Regions from separate parts of the Homo sapiens genome. Here region 1 is linked to region 2. Evidence: chromatin contacts called from ENCODE Hi-C data. All regions are on one chromosome and are shown on one strand. Each heading gives the region's core, a stretch centred on a gene start or an enhancer-like site at or near the end of the contact. The rest is flanking DNA. Distances are from core to core; before and after follow the strand shown. Region 1 holds the start of NUP35 (nucleoporin 35). Region 2 overlaps DNAJC10 (DnaJ heat shock protein family (Hsp40) member C10).

Evidence for each region. A loop is a pair of places that touch in the nucleus more often than their neighbours do. Pooled maps may share reads with other maps.
Region 1: a loop to region 2 is called in a map of esophagus muscularis mucosa, with 2.9 times the contacts of the local background. The contact joins the promoter of NUP35 here to the enhancer-like site in region 2. A Hi-C loop is called at or near these places in 1 of 168 maps with a recorded cell type or tissue (esophagus muscularis mucosa) and 6 of 50 pooled maps.

The regions. Positions count from the first base shown.
Region 1 is chr2:183,122,037-183,126,119 of GRCh38, reverse strand. NUP35 (nucleoporin 35) reads right to left here and starts at 1,677. Exons shown (of 9, transcript NM_138285.5): 1 at 1,623-1,677. The coding sequence starts at 1,662. LOC124907917 (a long non-coding RNA gene) reads left to right here and starts at 1,163. Exons shown (of 2, transcript XR_007087331.1): 1 at 1,163-1,327; 2 at 1,413-2,203. RefSeq lists an enhancer at 859-1,627.
Region 2 is chr2:182,760,571-182,764,286 of GRCh38, reverse strand. DNAJC10 (DnaJ heat shock protein family (Hsp40) member C10) reads right to left here. Exons shown (of 24, transcript NM_018981.4): 22 at 1,486-1,605. Among named protein-coding and RNA genes, the nearest start is that of DNAJC10, 46 kb to the right of the region's middle. Within about 2 kb of position 2,251, at least 3 of the 41 ENCODE cell types and tissues checked have a DNase peak (open chromatin) inside an H3K27ac peak, as active enhancers do.

The DNA.
Region 1 (4,083 bases), core at 428-2,927, 360 kb before region 2:
GGTTGCAGTGAGCTGAGACTGCACGACTGCACTCCAGCCCAGGTGACACGGCTGTGTCAAAAAAGAGGAAGGGAGGGAGGGAGAGAGGGAAGAAGGAAGGAAAAGAAAAAAGAAAGCACCAGACAGGAAGGAGGGCACAATGGGCTCTTAATCAGGACTGTCACCAACCACCCCTCAGGCTAAATTTCACTTAAAGCAAACTTAAGGAAAAGATGCTGCATGTCCTCAATTCCATTTCATATTCTGTGCTCCCAAAAGATACGTACTCAGCTAGCAGTTTGTTGAAGTCAACCCTTAGTTTTACTACACCAGTGGGCACCTGGAATATCTGCAAAATGTGGACTTAAACATTAATACTGGCTAATGTCAGATTTCTGGCAAGGCAATATACAGGGATTGGTTTACTCACATTTGTAACCCCAATAAATATGCACTCCAAAATGTTTTTGTTGAATAGAAAAATTTGGAACTGGAAATGAAGAGTTTTTGATCTCTAAAATACATTAAAAATAAATACCAAGACGACATCTATATATAAATTTTAATGCAGAGTATCTGCATTATTGACATTATGCATTTAGTTTTTTTATGACAGACTAAAGTAGTTCAAGTTACTCTATTCTCAAAAAGAACTTATTTTACACCAAACATGGCAAGCATTACATACCCTTCAAATCTAAAGACTCTTTCCACACCATATATATTACATTTGCTCTCTTTTCCAAGCTCAGAAAGTTATAACCTAACTTTTCAGGTAAGTCTCTATGACAGTAAGACGGTTTATTTTCCGTTCTAAAATTTTCGACGATTCTCACAAGTCGCAAAACTCAGCAGGAAAAAAAGAAATCCGCGTGCTGTTAAAGTGGTAGATTTTTTTCAAAGACGACATATTTCAACGAGGCTCCGCAATGAATAATGGGAATGAATCTTTAAAAAAATTCAGATCGTGACTTACTAGAGAAAAATACCTCCTACAATACTTAAGAGTCACTTTCCCCAAATAAAGGCGGGAAATATCGTGCGAACTCCTAGCTTGCTGTTAAGGTCAATATCTCAATGATTACCAACCACACGGTTGATTAAATGTTGCACGATTCAAGCTTCCATTAATAACAAGATTCCTTTGGCAAAGCCCGGGAGAGAGGAGTCAAAACAGGAACTGGAAGCACCGGTGATCAAGAAGCAGTGGACTGCACCCACACACTTCAGGGCACCGCCCACCCACGTGTACCGCGGTCAGTTCCTCCCAGGGATGCTTCTGGGGACCAGCAACCAGCTGGGAATCCAGCAACCAGCATCGCGTCTCGGGTATCAGAAGGAGGTTAAGGTATGGGCCAGTCTAACGTGGCTGGCGTGTGGGGGCACAAACACAGCTCAGTCACCGCCAGACGGCCTTTTCTTCACCCTCCCAGGGCCCTCAGCTTCCCGGCGCCACCTTTGTAGCAGTATGGAGGCGACGCGTCGAGTAGGGGACCGACTATGAACTTGGGGGCACCCAAGGATTCCCTCTCCGCGACTGAAACCAGCAGACGAGAGCCTGACGACTGCCTTTCAGTCTTGCCCGCCTCCAGGCCCAGAGCATGGATGGCAGTGCCAGCAAGGAAAAGCAATATTTCACTCACCTAACGCGGGCCCCTGAGGTTCCACTGCAAAGGCTGCCATTGCGTCGGCAACTACACTTAAAACCAGTACCTTCCCAATTAATTTTCAAAAATGGCGGAAACGCTCCCCACGGGTAACGGCGTGCTACCTTATGGGGTTGCGTAACTTCCGGACCTGCGCTATGCTTAAGTTGTAGGCGCCGGAGCCATTTTGGAATAGGGCAAAGTCTTTGCGCTGAGAATTTCCGAGGAAAGGGTTTTTGCACCGGGAAGGTGGCGAACCAGCGTATGGTTCTGTGAATGCTTTTCATCCGGGAATGCTTCCTGATTTGTGGGTACTTAAGTTACATAGAAGCACAGATTATTTTACTCACGGTTTCATAATTAGCGTGAGTTGACCCAGTGCTCTATCATCGGTCAGCTTTTCTGAGTAGCACCTGGAAAAGTCAGCTTGATGAAAACAGTTGGTGCCTCTTTGCAATGTCGATTTCTGGACTTAGTACATGACGCTTTTTCCTCAAAGCATGTTTTCTACTATCCGTATGCCATTTCTTTTAAATTTTGTGTTATGTAGACAATTTTACATTAAAGCGTAACTCATACGCCGTTTTGTTGCATATTAAAACATACAAAAATATAGCTAACGAACGCATAAAGTACACATGTAAATAATGGAAGATAATTATACGCACCCACGAACCCTCCACACCGCGGAATCTTGCGTGCTTCTGCATGTGCCATCCCTGCCGTCCACGTCCCCTCACTTTGCTGCTTTTCTTTAGGGCATAGTCATACGTAAATCACATACACATATTCTGCATATGTGTGTGTAAAAATATATTGTTTAGTTTTGCTCAAATACTAACTTTATAAAATAATGTGCTACATATGTATAACTGGGGACGTTCTCTGCTCCATACCATGAGGATTATTTCCAAAATATCCACCCATGCTCAGCTATTTCTTCTAGGACTTCCTAAAATCTCAAATGGAGGAAGAATTTTGTCTTTGGAATGAGGCAGTAACAATTCCAGAATTAAATGGTAGGTTCACAGAAATCAAATTTTAAAACCACTCACAGATCGAATTGACTTTTTGAAAATGGGTGTGTGAATTGAATTGTGTCCCTCAAAAATTTATGTTCAAGTCCTAACCCTCATACTTATGAATATGACCTTATTTGGAAATCGGGTCTTTGCAGATGTAATAAAGTTCAGATAAAGTCACATTGGAGTACCACAAGCTCGGTTAACTAAACCAGCACAAATGTATCTCTTACAGTTCTGGAGGCCAAAAATCCAAAATGAGTATTGTAGGGCTAAAATCAAAGTACCAGAAGGACTATTTTCTTCTGGAGGCTCCAGGGGAGAATCTATTACCTTGCTTTTTCAAGCTTCTAGAAGCCACTTATATTTCTTAGCTTGTGCCACCTTCCTGCTTTTTCAAAGCCAACGATGTAGCATCTTTGGTCTGTCTGACACTGCTTTGTTCAGCTTCTGCCATCACATAGCCTTGTGATGACATTTAGGACCCACCCAGGTAATCCAGGATAATCTTACTATTTCAATATTCAGTAGAGGTGATTAAGTTAATAATCACATCTTCAAAATACCTTTTGCCATATAAGGTAACATTCACAGATTCTAAAGCTTAGTGTATGGATATCTTTGGGGAGTAGTCAGCCCACAACACAGGGCAATCCACTTTTTAGAATTAAGCTACCAAGAAAGGTATATCAATGTATAAATTTCTACACACATTGAGGCTAGATGTGGTGGCTCACACCTGCAATCCCAGCACCTTGGGAGGCTGAGGGGTTGATCACTTGAGTCCAGGAGTTTGAGATAGTGAGACCCCACTTCTCTACAAAATAAAAAAGAAATTTCTATACAAATTATGATCTAGCCAAACAAAAGAACACTATACAACAACTAAAATGAATTAGATGGATTTGATATGAGTGTAAATATTAACCTAGAAAGACCTCTGTGATAGATATAATGAAAAAAAGTAATTTGAAAACATGCATGCATATACGGCACCATTTTTATTTAATAACGGGTTTATTTAGGAACAGATGCAGAGAAAGAGAAAAGAGTGATACTTCTTTAAATAAAAGAAGATGTTGAAAAAGATTTGCACCAGCCGGGCATGGTGGCTCATGCCTGTAATCCCAGCACTTTGGGAGGCCAAGGCGGGCGGATCACGAGGTCAGGAGTTCCAGACCAGCCTGGCCAACATGGTGAAACCCCATCTCTACTAAAAAATACAAAAATTATCCGGGCATGGTGGCACATGCCTGTAATCCCAGCTACTTGGGAGGCTGAGGCAGGAGAATCGCTTGAACCCAGGAGGTGGAGGTTGCAGTGAGCCAAGACCATGCCACTGCACTCCAGCCTGGCGACAGAGCGAGACTCTGTGTCCAAAAAAAAAAAAGAAAAGAAAAAGAAAAAGATTTGCACCAAACTATTAACAGTAAAGT
Region 2 (3,716 bases), core at 1,002-3,501:
CCATGAATTTCAGGAATAGGTAAATATTGATAAAACTATTTTGTCTCACTTAGAGACCCTTGAAGCCACTTTTGAATGGCTAGGGGATCAGCAGCAGGCATTCATTACCCGTCAAAATTTACATTGTGATTGGCAATATAATTCTGTGTCACACCTCTGCCATATAATAGCTCCCAATATGCTTGGGAGAGAGTGAAAGCACATCTGCAAGGGGCTTATCACGACTATTTGTCTTCTCAAATTTCCACTCTTGAGTGTAAATTGAACAACTTGAAGAATAGTCACAGCAACTACAAACAAGTACCCTTCAGCAATTACAAGAAAGTTTTCATTGGTTAAACCCCAACACTTGGTTGTCTGGGTTAAACATATGCATTTAGGTGATGGCCGTTGTACTTATTCTTTTTTTTATCTGTTTGCTAGGCATTTGCAGACGGCTCTGTGCTGCCACCCAACGTATCTATGACCAAGGAAGAACAATAGAAGTTTACCTTGCATTGGATGACCAGCATGTGCTAAGAATTAAAGAAGAGGGAGACATCGGGGGAGCATGGCAATATATTCAACCTTATGTACGTGGCATTTGAGGTCGGGGCATGGAAAAATACTGAGGCACTGTGTGTATGTTATTTGTGCATGAGAATGAAATTCCTTGATCCCGAAAACAGGACAGGAGTGGAGTGTGTGGTGTGATAAGGAACGCTAAAAACAGCCTCCTGAGAATGCAGTTTGAGTGCTTTTACAAGGCCACAGGTGTCTCACGACTGGACCTCAAGCCATCTAGTGGATGTTTGTGGTTTAACAAGCCCTTTCAATAAATACTGTGCGGATGAATGCTGGGGTGGACTCTCTTAGAAGAGCTATCTTGCCCCCGTTCAGCTGGAATTGTCTGAGAACTCATTCTTGGCATTCACTGCAAGCTATAAGCTCTGGACAAAAAGTATAAAAATATTTGAAATTATCTATTTTTAATGTTTTACCAGAAAACATGAGTACATGGCAAATACTTTATCATTGTTCTTTCCTCCCCACAAAGGAAGCTCATTACTTTGAAACTTATTCAGTAAAAAGTATACTGAATAGAAATATACTAAGGAAATATTATTCCAAGCAGCAGTGTGTATTATAGAGTATTCTTAGTGACCTCAACAGTCACCATAACCTTTCACAGAAAAGTAGAAAATTACCTTGAATTCCAGCACTCAAAGATTATCACGAATAATACTTTTTTTGTCTCTTTCTAGTAGTTTTCCTATTCATTAGTATAAAAATGTTAAGGCAATTGAGTCTGTATCAACCACAAGACAAAAAACCTTTTAAGATCGCTTGGTATACATGTAAATTTTAAAAACTTGTATCAGTAATATGTAATAATATAAAAAAATGACAAGGATGAGAAAACAGAAAAAAAACATTACTCAGACTGAAACACATCTTTTGAGCTTGGCCTACTAAGGGAAGGAACAGAGGAAAGTCTGGACATACCTTTGCTCTTTCGTAGAAATAAAATTTAACAGTTGGATAGGCCCTGATCCCAGCTTTCTGGCATGTCTGAGCATAAGCCTGACAGTCTACTTTTCCAGCTTTCACTTTTCCTTTAATCATCTGAAAAAGAAAAATACAGTTTGCCATTTTCTGTTTGGCATAAACTATTTTGGCAACAACAAAGCAATAGGATATAAAACATTTTGAATCTAAGAATTTATTTAAAAAACTTTAATTCTTCCTACTCAAACAAGATTATTTCCACATTATCCCTTTAAGCCCCTATTCACCTAGCACCACCTCTCCAACAGCAAATAAACCCTCCTTTGCCTCATCAAGAAAACTGAGCAGCTTTATCCTGCAATGTCTCAACTTCTTCCTGCCACCCACTACTGGCACATCATACCATAAACATGTTTCTGTTTCTATCTTTTTCTCCTTTCACTGGGGGTGTGCTGTGGTAGGACTCTTTGGGCACTCTTTGTCTCGTGAAGGCTGACTTACTCCACCTGTATTCTCCAGTCCCTCCCTGTCAGAACACATATTCTCCAGTGAAGATGTATATAATCATGAAAGGATTCCTTCCTGGATTATGGTTCCTCTGTCATAGTGCTTCTCACGCTCTCTCTCTTTTTTTTTTTTCCTGAGCAGCAGTCTACTGTTTCACTGCTTCCCATTGTCTGCTTATTTGGCAACATTTTAGTCGTCTTCTGTGCTTACTGCTCCCTCTGCTGAAACTGCTGTAAGTTCACCAGTGACCGCTTGACCAAACTGGGCACTTTTTGGTCTTCTTATTGCGCAACTGATGTTTACTGCTGACCACTCCTTTCTTTCTTTTTTAGCATTTATCACTACTCTCTCTTGGCTTTCTTACCCCTCTGACTGTTCTTCCTTTTTCCAGCATGAGGATCTCCTTTACCTGCCCCTCAAGTTATAATATCCAATCAGAGTTCCATCTTTGATCAACAATCTTTTCACTGTGAACAGGTGCCCAAGGTGGTTTTACATATCTATATGCTGATGTACCCCAATCATTCTCTTCGATTTCATATCTAACCACGCATTGGCCTGCTTTGGGTGAATGCCGCATAAGCATCCAAACACAGCATGTCCCCTGAACCCACTTTTCCTCGTTCTATTCATTCAGTTCAAGCCAGAAATTAGGCTCATCCAGACTCCTCTCTATCCTTCATCTATCACATTCAATCCTATTTATTCTTATCTGTCTTTTGTATTTGTCCCCTTCTTTCTATCACCAATGCCCTAATCCTGATTAAAGTTATCACCTCTCACTTCAGGACACTTAAAATATCTTTGCTGCCTCTAGTTTCGTCCCCAAGGCAGGGGTTTACTAAAATGCAGACTAACTTGTGTTAGGGCACAAGCATGTAGGCAGACACACACACTTGCATACCGAAAGTAAGAAAAATGTAGAAATGTTAATTTCGTAAGTGTCTATGTCATTTACAAAATGTTTGTATATTTGCTTACTTGTATTTCCAATTACTTATGAGATGGCACCATACTGTTTCTGGTGCTCTAAACATCCTTCTCTGGCATCACTGACACCCTTCTACCCCTGTTCCAGCTTCATTCTAATTTTACTGTAGCAATTATCTTGTATTACTTATATTTATTTCCATTTTCTCTTTCCACTAGATTAAAATCTCCTTAAAGACATGGAATTTCTTTCTTTTCATCTTCCTTTTCTTTCATGTGGAGTTACGTGGCCCTACTACTTAGCATAATGGCTTTTCATTTGGTACTTAAAATTTGTTGAATAAATGGTCTTTTTCATGTTTAATAATTTTCTACTAGATACAATATAGAGTTGCATTACAAAGTTTATAACTAAAGTTTTTAGTACATGAGAAATGGAGTAAAGCAGAATTATTACAGAAGGAAGCATAAGAAGATTAGAATGGAAAGAATAAACCTCTTATCTGATGCACCAGCTAATAACAAAAATAATCTTTTATAGCTAGTAAGACCTTTAAAATCCCTCTGCTAAAAAATTCCCATGGCCTGGGATGCTAAGCTTTAGTGTGAACTGGTGGAACTGGAGCTGACTTTCTCATTCCAGTTGAGTGTTTTATACCAACACTAGTGGCAAGAGTTCCTCGAGTTATGGAGGCAAGAAAGCTATCAATCTGGATTAGGTCACTAATAAGACTGTTACGACAGAAAGAAACACCAAAAGCTCAGACTGCATTGAGGGTATGTATTCAGTT